Regions from separate parts of the Mus musculus genome. Here region 2 is linked to region 1. A link is a loop called in an ENCODE intact Hi-C map of the cell type or tissue named here. Cell type or tissue: heart. All regions are shown on one strand.

Region 1 (8,000 bases):
TGTGGAGTTGGAGCTCGTAAGGAGAGAACTAATAGAAAATGAAATCGTGTGCTAAGACTTCTGGAAGACTCTGCAGCCTGAGGAGTGGTCACAGAAGATGTCCGATTTGAGCAATACAGGTGAAGATGATCAAGCTGTCCTAGGGTGGGGAGTCTCTCCCTAGACTAAGGAGGGTCTATTTACCTCCATCAAAAGGTTACACTAGTGGTGGAGATGGTTTGCTCAGCCAGGAACTCTCTGGGCAACTGGGTATGGTGGATGGAGACTCAACAGCTACAGCCACATCCACAGTGCCAATCCAGGGCTTCCATGACCCAGTGAGCCAGCAGGTGCAGCTGCAGAGAGCAGAGCCTTGGCCCCGGTGACCCTGAGCAGGTCTGAGCAAATTAAGTCAGGCTCACTGAATAGGTCAGACATAGAGAAGAGTAGGGAGGCTTCGGGGATATGGAAACATAGTATCTCAGAGAGACTGACCAAGGGTTAAGGTGAGCTAATTAAGTAGTGCCTCTGTGTACCCAGCCTCCACCTCTGGAGGAAGCAATTGATACAAATGGATACAAACAGATGGCACATGTGCACTGTATTAAACCTCACCTAAGTTTGACTTTAGTACCGTCTCAGTTCTGAGCTTCTGGGCTCTCCTGACACCTGCTGAGAACAGATGACAGCAGACATTCAGGTCATCTTTGTGATGGGACAGGGTTTCAGGGATTTTCCTGGTCACGTTGCCTTGTCCTGCCTAAACTCTGGAAAAGGTTCAGACATGTAGATGACATAATGCTAAGCTATGAGTGGTCCGCAGATTTGGAAAGCCAAAGGAGAGGCAAACAGGTACGGGGGTATTTCCGTTTGCCTTACGATCCTACTAGGGCTCAGTTAATTGAAAGAAGAAAAGGAGGTTGTTAAAATGATAACTGTGAAGAAGTCTGAGTCCAAAAGGTACCCTACATGGATGGAAAAGGACATAAGCCTCTTCGAAGCCATAAGATTACTGAATGGGAGCCTCGGTGACTAGGGCGGGCTACCTCCAAGTGAGCTATGGACCAGAGGAGCCCCTCAGGCCCCTCAAACCATAAAGGCTATTGCTACTGCTGTTGGCTCTGTGCAAGAACGAGACAGTAAGACCCTATCACTGAAGATACCACATGCTCGGACTTTGACTATAGGGCATGGAGAAATTAACCCGGAGCGAGCTGGAAACTCCCACTCTCCTGGCTGGCTTTCATGGTGTCAAAGGAGCTAGGCAAGCGGAGAATGGCCACCAACATTCCTGCTTGCCTATGGACCTTGTGTGCTGAAATACAAATGTGCCAGGCATGATGTGTCTGCTTGTGCAATAGTGGCTCAGCTGTCGTGGGTAAGAACAACTGCCTTCTGATTGGATTTAAGACCTGCTCTGCAAGAGGGAGTTCGTATCTGGTACTGCAATCCAGGATAAAGATCTATGGCTGGGAAGGTCATAGGATACAATGGAGAAGCCACTTCTATGGTTTTTCTAGACGAACGTGACGTTCCTGTCAATCTGCCTTCCACACGCGTGTTTATGCCTATAGATCATTATTGTGCCTTTTTGACTGGTGAAGCTCCCAAGATCAAGTGACTGTTACTATGGCATGCTAGCCTGTTTCTTAGCCATAGGTGGACAACTATAATCACTCCTTTCCAAGGCTCAGGGGTCCTTGGAGAAGATGAGGCAGAAAGAATTTAAGAGATGGGGGAAAGGGTGGAGTGTTGTGTAACAGTTTTCTCCAAGACTGAAACATTCCACTCTACAGGGAAGCTGCTTAAGCAGGAAGATAAACAGCTCCGTGTAGCTTCAGGAAGTCCCTGAAACTTACAAGACTCACTGCACCTCGCCCCTCCCCAACCCCCTCCCTGGAGTAAATGGTAAAATCTGAGCGTTACACTGAGAGGAGCGAATCCAAGCTGAACTGTGAGGAAGACTCCTGAGACCAGCTGCCTGGAAGAAAGAGAGACCTACTGAGCTGCCGGAAAGAGGTTTAAACCAACTGGAGCACCTGGAAAGGACACTTCTCCAACCTCTTGAGCTGCCTGCAGGCTGTTCAGTGTGCTCCAAGTCCCCAGATTTGTGAGCTGTCACCCTACCTGGGGTAGCCTTGATGATGCAACTAACCATCTTGGAGTCATTTCTGCACCTGTAAGTAACCCCTCACCCCTATTCCTATAAGTAACCCCAATAAAACCAAGATGGACTTGGGTGGTAAAGGGACCCTGGCCAGCTTGAATATGTTGAGTGTGGCTCTGGCAGGCCTTGCCCTTCTCCCCCATTCCCTCTGCCTTGCTAAAAACCCTTCGATTACATTCCTAAACTAGCCTCGAAGGTCTGTTCCCTTATATGGCCACTTCCTCCTCCGGAAGCTGACTTCCAAGGTCCAGCTATCGAAGTATTAAAGTCCAGCCATCAAACCCCCCTTTGGCTCACCTAATTAACATACCCAATCAAAACTTCTCACCGCACCCTGGCCCATTCTAACAGAGTCCTCCCTTTTTCTCTTAAAAGTTACACCTGCGAGGTCATTTGCCTGCTGTTTTTCTCCAGAAAGCAGCCACTTTTAACTTTTCTTGTGAAAACAGGTCCTCCGGTGTGGTTTGTGCCTAATTAAGGGTTCCAAAAGGGAATCCTGGCTGTGCAGAGGTCTCCTTCAGGTGGTAGCTCTACTTTAGTCTGTAGTGGGATCCCAGTCTGGGGTGTGTAGGTCTCCAGGACAAGTTCTGTCACACAACACCTGGTGTGCTCCCCTCCCTCCCTGTACCAGGGACTTTGGGAATGACACATCTCCCAGCCGCTGGGAAGAAGCCTTTCTTCATGAGGTGCCCTGCAGCCAATTTGGGGTGTAGTCTTTTCTTTGATCTAGTCACTTGTAAGTCTTCATTTACTCATAAGCTTCCAGAAGTTTCTCAAAGTTTCTGATTGTTTGAAAGTATCCTTCCTTTGTTTACAAGCTCTGCTAAAGATTCCTATCACCTCTGCGCCCCTCTGCGCTGTTTTCAGGAGATTTGTGAGCAGACATTTAGGGTAGCGAACATCTGCTGTAGCATCCAGGGAGGAGGAATTTGACCTGAGCCGCTACAGTTCCTCCAGCCACCAGGGGGCGCTGCTCGGTGGCCAGTGGTCCATATGCAGGAATTCTGGGAGCTGGGCTACAGTTGTGCCACAGGTCACCAGCTGCTGCCGGCCCAGATTGTTGGCTGTGTTCCTGTTAATGGCCTCTGCTTAGAGCTCCAGTGGTTTTTTAATTCCTGGATTGTGTGAAATCATGCTTTTCCACTCCAGGAAAACGTGTCGGGTGCCAACTCAGATAGATGTCAGGAGAAGTCATCATCGGGAAGTCAGGGGAGGGAGTGGAACAGGTTCAATGAATTTCCAGAGGCAGGAAGCCACGCCTGGGTGTTAGATCCTCATGGTCAGTCCCCCCTTCACACTACACTCTGTCTGTCATCCTCCTGCACAGGATTTGACTTCGTCAGTTCCTGTGGGAACTGGACTGGTGCCAAGCTCTGACTTCATAGGAAAATGTTTGTTGGTTTGTTTGGAAGCCTGGTGTCAGGTACTTGGACTGTCACTTAGCTAAGGACGACTCTGAGCTTGCAATCCTCCTGCCTCCAGCTCCTCAGTGCTGGGGTCACAGGTCTGAGAGACCACACTCGATTTGTGGGTGCTAGGGATCAAACTGAGGGCCTGCTGGGCAAACTTGAAGGTGGCCAAGTGTCTCGTCTGCAGCGATGCAGCCTTTGACAGGGCATGTGTAGAGAAAGGAACTGATGCAGAGAAAGGATCAGGGTCTCCCCTGAGATCACAGCACAGAGTCAGGATTCAAACCGAGGCCTTCTGGTCTACAGAGACTGTGATGTCGCCACACTGATTCATGGTGAACCTGCCCTTCCTAGATTGTCTCTCCAGACTGTCCCGAAGGAGCCCCAGCAGAGAGTTGTGATTGTAAAGTTCATGGTATATATATGTATATGTGTGTGTGTGTATGTATGTGTATATATATATATATAAATATATATATATGTATATACATATAATGCATACATATCACATGCTGTGTATATATGTGTATGCTATGCCACCCCTGGCACTGATAGTCTGAGGAATGGATAGGCTCCAGCTTGGACATGGAATGGAGCATGCAGAATATCCTTTTAAAACCAGCATTCCAGGCCAGGTGTGGTGGCACATGCCTTTAATCCCAGCACTCAGGAGGCAGAGGCAGGTGGGTTTCTGAGTTCGAGACCAGCCTGGTCTACAGAGTGAGTTCCAGGACAGCCAGGGCTACACAGAGAAACCCTGTCTTGAAAAACCAACATAAATAAATAAATAAATAAATAAACAAACAAACAAAAACCAGTATTCCCATTACAAAGGAAAGATTGTTCTAAAAGTTGAGAAGGCATTGAAGCTGCAGTGGTCTTTGCTGACATCATGGAGTCTGTGGGGGTGGATTTGTGTGGACTTGAGTTTAGCATCTTCCACCGGTCTTGGCTCACAGAGAAAAAGCTTTCATGCCGGGACTGTTCAAGAATCCCGTAAAGTTTTTTTTTGTTGTTGTTGTTGTTGGTGGTGGTTTTGTTTTTGAGACAGGATCTTATTCTGTGGCTCTGGCTAGCCTAGAACTTACTATGTAGACCCGGCTATCCTCAAACTCTTATAGAGTTCCATCTACCTCTGCCACCCAAGTGTTGGCATGAAAGGCTTGTGCCTCCACAACTGGCCAAAAGTCCCACACTCAACCGCAACAGCTTAGTAACTGCTGGAGGCCATGATGTATGGATGTTAACCGGGCCATCAAAGTTGGGTCTGGCTTGTTGTGACTTCTCTCTTAGGGCCTTTGGGCACTGCTGGTGCTGCTGTTAACTGAAGGATACTGATGCTGCTGGTGTTCTGTCCCACGTGGCTTCAGGTTCCAGAGGCCCTGCACGGCCATCCCCACATTCCAAGGCAATGAGGACACAGAGTCATCCCCCTTATCTCCAGGGTGCTGGCGCTGGTAGCTAGACCTGAAGCTGTTCAACTCCCTCCTACATAAATGATGTCGTATTTGATAGAGACGGGCATGCTCACATCTCGGTGTGCTGTAAACCACCTCTGGATGGCTGATAGCCCAGAGCAAGGTACAGATGCTATCCAGATGTCTGCTGTTCTGTATGCTTTAGTGACTAATGGTCTACATGCTCACTTCTTCCGTGAGGGTTTTTAAATCCAACATTGAACCTGTGCATGCAGTAGGTGGCTATGCCAGCCCTAGGTATTTACTTACGACTGGGGCACCCCTCCAATCCCAAAGCCCACCAGGCCTCGGAGCACCAGGATCCAGCTATACACGGGCGCGAAGGCGCTGAGGATGCCATAGTACAGGGTCCAGAGCACACTGATCTTCAGCCCCTGTGGAGAAGGAGACACAGAATCACAAGAGCCTTGAGCAGCTCCAGGTGGCACGTGTCTACAGGCAGCGAGAGTTACCAGTGAAGGGTGGCACAGCTCAGGCTGGGGCTCCTGCTTTGGGTTCTAGCCCTGCTGTCACATACGTTTGCTTGTTTGTTTGTTTGTTTGTTTGTTTTGGAGACAGGGTTTCTCTGTGTAGCCCTGGCTGTCCTGGAACTCACTCTGTAAGACCAGACTGGCCTCTGCCTCCAGAGCACTGGGATTAAAGACGTGTGCCATCACTGCCTGGTGCCATTTTTTAAAAAAAGATTCATTTATTTATGTATGTGAGTACATTGTTGCTCTCTTCACACACACCAGAAGAGGGCCTTAGATCCCGTTACAGATGGTTGTGAGCCATCAAGTGGGTACTGGGAATTGAACTCAGGCCCCCTAGAAGAGCAGTCAGTGCTTTTAATCGCTGAGCCATCTCTCCAGCCCCCCACCCCTTGTTTTTTGAAAAAGTTTCCAGTGGGCCTGGAGAGATGACTCTACAGTTACTAGCGCTGGCTGCTCTTCTAGAGGACCTGGGTTGGATTCTCAGCTCCCAATGGCAACCCAGTTGTCTGTACCTACAGATCCAGGAGATCTGACACCTTCCTCTGGCCTCCAAGGGCACTTAGACCAAAGCTAATCATGGACCCACCGATGACTGGAAAATCCCAACTTTGAGCCAAGACAAACCTTTATTTTCATAAGCTGAGCTGTCTTGGGCATTTGTCACAGCAAAGGGTATCTGACTGACACTTTGTGCCTGACACTGCCAGGGCTTCCAGCACGGAGACCTGTGCTTCAAATGAGCCAGGCCTTCAGTTTCTCCCTGTTACCTCCAACAGACTGGGACCTCCTCAGGTGTGACACAGGGCAGGTGGTAACTGAGTCAGAGAACCTATCTGGCCAAGAGTTACCATGGCAGACTCTGCGTCCCAGTCACTAGCTGATCCAGGTTTCAAGGGAAGCCACAAACCACTCGATGTTTATTTTTATGCAAAATATGTCAAAATGGAGGCAACTGATTGAACGTCCTATAAAACCCTGCGAGGGGTAAATAAAACATGGGGGCTAGGGTGTAGCTGTTAGGATGCATAATTCTCATGCAGCTAGGGTATAGTTCAGGCGCAGGATATACGATTAGCGTGCTGCAGACAGACTATGACATCACCCTAGCACTGAAATCTGGAACACAAGGGTATGTGTTTGTTCTCTGTATCGCCAGTTTGTAAAACGGACCCAGAAAGCCTGGGACGGGGTGTTCCTGGATTGCTTTCTGCTAGGAGGGCAATGTTCACAGATCACAGAGACTAAAGGTTCCTCGCAGGCAGAGAGTTCTAGTGTGTGTCTGGAACCTCCTTAAAGATGTCACTGTGCTAGGTGCAGTGATGTGCTCACTCACACGTGGGAGACCGGAGGATGAGAGTCAGGAGCTTGAGACCGTTTGAGGCCATCTTGAGTCCCTATCTCAAAACAAAAAACCAACAGCGTCTTTGTGGTGGAGTGGCCCAGTCACGCTACCCTCACTCCGGACCGTAGCAAAGACTAGAATGTTCTATTGTGCATCGGCAAAATCCTGTGCGTATCACACACACACACTTCATTTTGCTTTCTGGGACAGCCTCAGGTAGTAGCCCAGGCTAGCCTCGGACCTCAGGTAGCCCAGGCTAGCCTTGTGTGCTAGGGGTGATCTTGAACTGCTGACTCTCCTGCTCCCTCCTAAGTGCTGAGGTCACAGGCATGTGCCACCCACATTCAGTTTTATCCAGGGCTGACTTAGAAGATGGCCTGCTGTGTGCTAGACAAGTGTTCTACCCACCAAGCTATACTGCAGCCCAGCCGACACTTTCTGGTTAAACCCCAACCCCAAGTCACTCTTTGTCCTTTTTTTTGCCACCTTCATTTTGCAAGCAGGGAAACAGGCTCAGAGAAGTAGATGGACTTCCTGGAGGCTGCCTTGTTCCACAAGGGTGGGAGGGTGGGGTGGGGAATGGATCTCTCTCTCTCTCTCTCTCTCTCTCTCTCTCTCTCTCTCTCTCTCTCCTTTCCATAATTAACATAGCCCCCATGCCATAGGAACTTCCATAGAAACCAAAGCATCTCACTGTGTGCAGACACCCACATGGGCATGGAAACCTGCCACCTGGACCAGGAAGCCACTCTGTGGTTGATCTTGATGGTCGGTTTCCTGGTGTGCCCAGGCCCCTGGATGAGCCCGAGAGGCTTCGTAATCACAGCCTGCTCCTTTGTTCCTGAGTTTGGATAGAAACTCTGACTTGGAAGGAGAAGCCCTGCCTTTGGGGACTTGGTGGGGGGACACCTCTCCAGAATTTCTGGCTGGTCACACCTTGTTGGTGTGATGCTTCACTCTCCTGAGAGCAGAACACATTTAGGGGACAGCTGTCTACGCAGCCTCATTAACGAGGGACTGATGGGCTGGCTTCTCTGGGGGAGGTCAGGGTGAAGGATGTGGACTCTGGAGGGAAGCAGAGGCTTGTCAAGCCCTAAGAAGGGTAATAGACATTTATGGAATGATTTGTTTGTGCTGAGACCTGTGCGCAAG
Region 2 (8,000 bases), 120 kb after region 1:
TGGGAGGCAGAGGCAGGTGGATCTCTGAGGCCATCCTGGTCTTACAGAGTGAGTTCCAGGACAGCCAGAGCTACACAGAGAAACCCTGTCTCAAACAAACAAACAAACAAACAAACAAAAAATTTAGCTGCTCATAGGCCAAGAGAAAGGCTTAAAAATGAGGCAGGGCCACAGCCCCATTTGAGCTACTTCAATCAAAAGCACAGCTTTTTAGGGAAGGTGACTCATGCCTGTAATCCCAGCACTTTGGGAGGCTGAGGCAGGAAGGTCAGGAGTTCGAGGCCAGCCTCAGTTACATGAGATTCTGTTTGGGCAGTGGGGGGAGCTAAGGGTGGGGTGGAGGGTGGAGGGTGGAGGGATAGCATTTGAAATGTAAATAAAGAAAATATTTAATAAAAAATTTCGGGGCTGGTGAGATGGCTCAGTGGGTAAGAGCACCCGACTGCTCTTCCGAAGGTCCGGAGTTCAAATCCCAGCAACCACATGGTGGCTCACAACCATCTGTAACAAGATCTGACTCCCTCTTTGGAGTGTCTGAGGACAGCTACAGTGTAATAAATAAATAAATCTTTAAAAAAAATTTCAAAAAAAAAAAAAGAGTGGGGTGGAGAGATGGTGGGGTGGGGGCCACAGCCATTGGTGTTTGCACGAGGCAGAACAAGACACCAGGGTGTGTAGTACTCCATCCTTCCCATCTTTTATTCCTCTTTTTTTTTTTTAGAATTATTTTTTTAAAGATTTATTTATTATTATAAGTACACAGTTGCTGTCTTCAGATGCACCAGAAGAGGGCGCCAGATCTCATTACGGGTGGTTGTAAGCCGTGGTTGCTGGGATTTGAACTCAGGACCTCTGGAAGAGCAGTCAGTGCTCTTACCTGCTGAGCCATCTCGCCAGCTCCCATCTTTTATTCCTTAGTATTAAATACCGATAGAGGAAAATCCACCAGGGTGTGATGGCAACCACCGTAGTCGAGCCTACTAGGACAGCTAAGGCAAGAGGTTAGCCCAAACCCAAGGCTTTGCCTGGGCAGCTGTGGAAAAACCAAAAAAGAATTTGACCCCAGTGACTTCTCAGACTTGCGTGTTTCTGATGACCTTGGTGGCGTGGAGGAGTACAGATGGAACCACTGGGATGTGCTGCATCTGCCTGCCTCTTCACTTTAGGGTAGCGTTGGGGGGCTGAGGCAGAAGATCATGGTTGTAAAGTGTCACTACCAGGTATACCGAGAGTCCGGGATGTCAACATACCATAATGCTGAGATCAAATCTCTCTGTGTGCTGCAATTTGCTTTCTCCTGCCAAAAAGAATTCGGGCAAATTCACATCAAGTTTGCCCCAGCTGCTGCTGCTTGATCTCATGGTCCGGCTGTGTGAACCGCTGTCCCTAGAACCCCCCCCCCCCCCCCCCGTGAAAGTTGCAGGCGCCTTTCACGCTGTCAGCAGGAAAGTAGGCTATCCCCCAGAACATTGAGGGAGTGTCGGGAGTTCGGAGATAAAACCTCTCTGGCTGCCAGGAAGCTGCAGAGCAGGGCTCTTCTGTAGGATCCTGAGCTGGGCAGGGAGGGCTGTTTTGAGTATCTTCATTTCCCCCCCCCCCCCGTTTTTGATGCGGTTACTTTAAATTGGGTCGGTGGGAGGATGGATACTTTTGGATACTGGTGGGTAACTTCCAAAAAGAAAAACATTTCCCTTACCTCCCTCCTTCTCTTCTTCCCTCCCTTCCTCCTTTTTCTCCTTTTTTGAGGAGGAGAAGTTAAAACCACGGGGGAACCTTCTAGAAAGTCCTAACCGAGAATTTTGCTCACCCGTTTTATTTTCCTTCAAGTGTCTAACATACGATCTAACACATCTAACCTCGGAACCTGGGCAAGGGTCCCAGTTGTGGAGGCAGGGTGCTTAGTGCCCCCTAGAGGGAGACCCCGGACTTGGAGCTCAGCGCACAGTGCTTGACCACTAAGCCACGCCCCAGCCCCTCCCCCAATGGCTCATGGAGATGCTCGTTTGGATGATCTTCAGATCCTACTTAAGTACAGTCCTGTCCCAAGGATTCACGTCCATCTCTGGTCCACACCTTCCTCATCTGTGCTGCTAAGGAGCGGTGGGGATGAGACGGGGGCTCCCGGGCTTGTCCGCGTTTTGTTGATGCGTAACAGGGGTCCTGGTGGCCCCCGACAGTAAAATCGCTTGCCACCAATCCTGATAATTCAATCTCCAGGACTCAAGTAGTGGAAGGCGAGGACCAATTCCTACAAATCGGTTTTTTTTTTCTTTTTTCTTTTCTTAAAGATTTATTTATTTATTATATGCAAGTACACTCTAGCTGTCTTCAGACACTCCAGAAGAGGGCATCAGATCTTGTTATGGATGGTTGTAAGCCACCATTTGGTTGCTGGGATTTGAACTCAAGACCTTTAGAAGGTCAGTCGGTGCTCTTCCCCGCTGAGCCATCTCTCCAGCCCAATAAATCGGTTTCTTTATCTCCACACTTGCTGAGGAAGGGCCACTAACCGCCAATAAACAAACAAACAAACAAGTGAATGAATGAATAGTAAATAAATAAATAATAAATGTAACTTAAAAAGTCAAGTGCTTCTTGGAGGGATGTCTTAAGAGGCTCTGAAGCGACCTCCCTCTTCTGAACAGTTTTCAGTATTTTCCTCGGATCCCTCCTACGGGTGTCCAAAGTCTGGACGGCAGTGCAGAGGGCTGTGGAACCCACAACCGCCACCTCTCGGGAGGGGTTCTGGGGAGGGACGTGAAATACATCCTTGAGTCCTAAACTCAAGGTCAGGGGCAGAAGTATGGCGCAGGGACAGCCCTGGAGGAGGCGGGGTCTGGGCGGGACTAGTCCCTGGGGTGTGACCTGGAGTGGCTGGGAGCAGGATGGAAGGTTTGGCCCATGGGGCGTGGCCTAAGCGGATGTGGAGGGCGTGGCCAGGCAATCAGCATGGGTGGGATCTGGGTGCCCGGTGAGAGGTGTGGCCTGGGGAGGGCGTGGCCAGGCGGGCCTTGGTTTGGGTTTCCCAGAGTCTGGAACAGTTCGGGATGGCCGGGGAGGCTCGCTGTCCCGCGACCCACAGCTGTCACAAGCTGCGGCCAGGGCCCCTCCTCGAGGACGCCTCAACCTCCGCCTCTGGTGGCGAGCTGGTGACCCTGCTGTGCCTTGGGAGCCGGGCTTGCTCGCTTCCTGTGATTAGGGGGTGCAAACTGCACATCCCCCGCCCTGTTGGGATTGGCCCGGTAGGCTGGGCAACATGAGCCCTGCCAAATGCAAGGTCTGTTTCCCTGAGCTCGCAGGAAAGTAAGTAAGCCCGCGATTTTAATAACTGCTTTTGCAAACTTAACGCACCCCTCTCCGTCCAGGTCAACTGTCTGCCCCTTAGCACCTCGCCTTTCCCCCTTCTTCCGCCCCAAGAGATGCGAGCTTAGCTTGGCCGCTGCAGGAAGAATCCCACCGCTCAAACTTGCGGCCTAGGTGGGCAACCAGTGACGATGTTTGGAGAGCTCTGCCCACCACACAGCTGCCTCAAGATTGTTCCCTGGGACGCACTACTCTTCCCTCCATCTTCATCCCTTTGGCCTTGAGAAAATAACGTTTGTGGGAGGCAACACTTATTGAGGCTGAAGCCTTGGGAAAACCCAGACATCCTGAGCAGGCTTTGTATTTGAGGTCACTTTCTGAGCGTACCCCACTGTTTTCCTTTTCTCTTTCATTTTATTGCACTTTAAACCACTCACCAAAGGGATGCTGTATTCGCTGCTGAGAATTCAGCCCGAATAAGGGAGTGCGGTACACATTTATAATCCTAGCACTGCTGAGGCAGGAGGATTGAGTTAAGAGGCCAGCTTGGGCTATATAGGAAAACCCACACACGTAAAGCCCCTCCCCCCCCAAAAAAAGCCCAAATGAACAAACTAAGGAAATTATAAACACGAAGAGGAGTAAAGATATAATTCCACCTGGATCAACAGCTGATACTTGACAAATCTTGTTTTCAGAGCAGATGTTTAATTTATAAAATTGAACCATATTTATTGTAACCTATTAGTCTTTTTAAAAAAATTTATTTTATGTATTTGAATGCTCTATCTGCATATACACCTGCATGCCAGAAGAGGGCATCAGATCCCATTTCAGATGGTTGTGAGCTACCATGTGGTTGCTAGGAATTGAACTCAAGGTCAGGTTAGGAGCCAGTGCTCTTAACCGCTGAGTCATCTCTCCAGCCCCTTTTTTTTTTTTTTTCCTTCTTCTTTTTCTTTTCTTTTTCCCAAATTGGCTCTGCAAATTATGAGTTTATCTGCATTTATCTGGCCTGAGGGCAGTGGTTCTTATGCTTTTAAATAATTAAAAACAATCAAGAGAAGAACACTGTTCATGTAAAAAACAAACAAACAAAACTAGGAGGAATTCAAAGGCCAGAGTGCATAAATAAAGTTTTATTGGCACACAGCTTCACTCGCTGGTTTCTGGGAAGCCTGTGGCACATCTTGCTAGAAGTCCTCAGTAGTGACAGAGGGCAGACTTTATAACACCTGAAGTATCAGCTAGCTGTGACTTGCCATGCTTGTAGGTGTCAGCCAATCTCACATGCTACAACATCCAATCTCTCTGCCTCCAGAGGATTGGGATTAAAGGTGCACCACTGCACTCTTACTTAGCCCAGGCTGGCCTTGAACTCACCATTCCACCCAAGGGTACCTTCAACTCCTGCTGCTCCTTCTTCCTCTGTTTTCTGAGTGCTGGGATTACAGATATGTAGTCCCTGTTTAAAAAAAAAAAAAAATATATATATATATATATATATATATATACATACATATATATATTCTGAGTGCTGAGATGGATATTATACACACACACACACACACACATATATATATATAAAATGTACATATGTTGTATAGATATATAGCCTGCTGATGAAGCCCCCATGTCAGCCTAGCTCAGGGTCAGTGTGCTGTTTTCCTAAAAAGCCAAATAGTAAATACTTTGTGACAATACAGCCTTTCACAGCTACTCACTGCTGTTTCCTGTGGCAGTAGCTACCTGTTTATATGGGACTGGCTGTGTTCCATTAAAGGACCTTGAAATGAGCCGTTTGTATGATTTATTGTGTATCATAATATAGAATTCTTTGGACCCCCCCTCCCCCAGAACCACTTAAATCTGTTTAAACCATTCACAGCAGATTAAGATCGGCCCAGGGACTCTGATTGTTCACCCTTGACCTGGTATCATTCCAGAAGGCATCCGGAGGTTGTATGGCCTGAGAAATTCCCAAAGGTTGGGCTGGCAAGCCAGGGCAGCAGACAATTCCTGGAATCTACCCAGTGGAAGGGGAGAACTGACTTCTAAATGTTGTCCTCTGATTTCTTTCCACATACATGCAGCCCATCCACAAATAAGTTAAATTAAAACATTGAAATAGAAATTATAGAAGGTCTATTTATCTGGTATCATAGTTATATGTAAGATTTGATTTATTTCTATGTGTGTATATGATGTGTGTGTGTGTGTATGTGTATCTGTATTTGCTGTGTGTGTGTATGCATGTGCATGCATGGGTGCATGTGTGCATGTTATGTGCATGTGCATGCGAGAGTGTGTATGCCATCAGAGGCCAGAAGAGGGTGCCAGATCCTCTGGAAATGGATTACAGGTAGCTGTAAGCCACCTGATTTGAGTGCTGGCTTCCCAAAAGGAACAGCAAGCTCTCTTTAACAGCTGAGCCATCTCTGCAGCTCCTGGGATCCCAGTATTGAGTTGTCTGTAGGAAAGTAAATTCAGTGGCTTCCCCTGGCTCCAAGTCTTCTCCCTGCATTTCCATTACTGACAACAGAAACTCAGCACTCACACTGCCTTCCACCCATCACCTGGTGGTCAGGATGGTAGAGGGCAAGGGATTTGAGTGTTGGAGAACGCCAGGGCCCTGGACAGGGAGGCAGCTGGGACATTCCTATCAGGGACAAGTCTCCTTCAGTGTACAGCCTGTTTATCCTTTTCCAGATTCTTTGTTCTTCGGTCCTAGGACAGTACCCAAGGTCTGCTGCACCATAGGCAAGTGTCATATTGCTTAGTGACACACCCACCTCCCTAGATGCTTCATGTCTGCAGACTTGCCTGACCCACCCCGAGAATTTGTTTTGTTGAAACAGTCTGTCTATGCTGCTCAGGCTGGCCTTGAACTCATGATCTTCCCTCCTCTGCCTCCCAGGAACTGGGATTTCAGGTGTGCACTACCACTTCCCCCTTTGGGTCCCCTGAATATTTCATCCTATGAGAGGAGGCACGGGGTGTTGTAGGGGCATCTTGAGGTCACAGGGGCAACCGATTCTACATCAGAAACTTGGGGCGTTTCACAGCTGGAGCTCTGCTGGTGTCTGTGGCCATGCTGTGTATTTGCACAGGGTTGAGCAACGTCTCTGATCTCACCTCCATACCCACACTCATTTCCAGAGACGACCCTGCAGTGCTTCGCCTTTGTATCCTAGTCAATCTTTCCTACCTCAGTATGAAAATCTGAGGTGAGATAGAGTTGGGTTACCAGCCCAGCTCTGCTGTTTGTCAGCTGCGGGACTTGAGGCCAGAGGACCTCTCTGAACCCCTGTCTCATTATTCCGAGCAGGAGATGGCAGCCTTTTTTATCCGGAGCAGTCGCATCGAGAAGGACCAGTCTGTTGTTTGCCCTTGAAAACATTGATTTCCTTCCATCCCCAAACAGCGCTGCCCAGGTCTTATGCCCAACAGCTGACTGGGTCTGGTGCTTGGCAGCTCCGTTGTTGATCGCTTTTCAGAGTCATTTCCAAAGCCACCGTGGAACATTTTGGCCCTCGCCCTGTCCTTCCTCCTTCCGCCTAAGGTCAGGGCTTAGCTCTGGGCCAGAGGCACGGCACTTAGCAAAGGTTCTCCCTTACTTGGCTCCAGTGCTGGGGGACGGTCGTCTGTCTGGAGCCAATGTTGGTTGGCCTCCAGCATTGTCAGAAAAGAATCAAAATAGTCCAGTCCCTGGAGATGGAGCCTGAGACAAGGCCTTCCCCACAGTCTTGTATGTGCTCTGGGTAGTTGCTGGCTTCCTGGTGAAGTGATTCCATTACCGACCTAAAACCAGTGTGGTACCACAGATGGTTCTGGGCCTTGAAATGGTGATTTTCTTTTCCATCAAATCGTATAAATGTGTCTGAGAGTGGGAGGGGTCAGACTTTCTGACACAGAGAGGCATCAGCCTGTCAGGGAAAGTCACAGACAGGAGAGACTGGTGTTCAGATGGGGGTTTTGTGGAGTGGGCTAAGCAAGTGGCTTGTTGCTGCTCCTCTTGGACCCTGACCCAGCTGGTGTGGCTGCTCATTGAGGGTGTACCACGCGCCACACCGAGCCCTCTATGTTCTGTCTATGGATGGTCCAGGCCACCTCACTTAATCCTGAGCAAGTGTGCAGCCATATTGAATGTGGTGCCTGATATTCTCCCCTTATTCCAGGTGAGGGAGTTGAATGCTTCAAAGGGAAGTGGAGTGGCTGTGGCTTTGGAAACCAGAGACCTGGCTGAGGAGAGGAACGATTACTACTGTCTTCTCCCTGGGGTCAGCAGGACGTGGTGTGTCAAGAGACAGGATGTTCTCATGAGGGGACATTTGGGTTGAGAACATGGCTCAGACAGTATTTCAAGTTGGGGATCTGAGTTTGGTTCTCCCAAACCCATATCAAGATAAATGTCGCCGGGCGGTGGTGGTGCACGCCTTTAATCCCAGCACTTGGGAGGCAGAGGCAGGAGGATTTCTGAGTTTGAAGCCAGCCTGGTCTACAGAGTGAGTTCCAGGACAGCGAGGGCTAGACAGAGAAACCCTGTCTCCAAAAAACCAAAAAAAAAAAAAAAAAAAAAAAGTCTGGACTAGGAGGTGGAGGCAGGAGGATGTGCGGAAGTTACCACCAGCCAGTGCAGCCAAATCGGTGAGCCCCAGGCTAGTGAGAGATTCTGTCTCAAGGGGGGAGGGTATGTG

What was found. Peaks named below come from ENCODE experiments on the same cell type or tissue, not always from the same donor. Only the 100,000 strongest peaks of a DNase experiment are listed, where the experiment ranks them.
Region 2: it touches region 1 in a loop (3.0-fold over the local background); 2 of 42 quality-filtered maps call a loop at or near these places.

What each region holds. Positions count from the first base shown.
Region 1 is chr5:114,049,195-114,057,194 of GRCm38, forward strand. It overlaps Svop (SV2 related protein), which reads right to left. Exons shown (of 16, transcript NM_026805.1): 6 at 5,283-5,407. Among named protein-coding and RNA genes, the nearest start is that of Gm16108, 12 kb to the right of the region's middle. In heart, a CTCF peak has its summit at 3,109 (motif pointing right); a DNase peak (open chromatin) is centred at 3,347; H3K4me3 peaks cover 330 bases; H3K27ac peaks cover 624 bases.
Region 2 is chr5:114,172,888-114,180,887 of GRCm38, forward strand. The region is part of intron 1 of Acacb (acetyl-Coenzyme A carboxylase beta); the gene reads left to right. Among named protein-coding and RNA genes, the nearest start is that of Acacb, 11 kb to the left of the region's middle. In heart, CTCF peaks have their summits at 784 (motif pointing right), 1,910 (motif pointing left), 4,113 (motif pointing right), 5,624 (motif pointing right) and 1 weaker place; DNase peaks (open chromatin) are centred at 2,004, 2,944, 5,269, 6,864 and 2 weaker places; H3K4me3 peaks cover 2,768 bases; H3K27ac peaks cover 2,695 bases.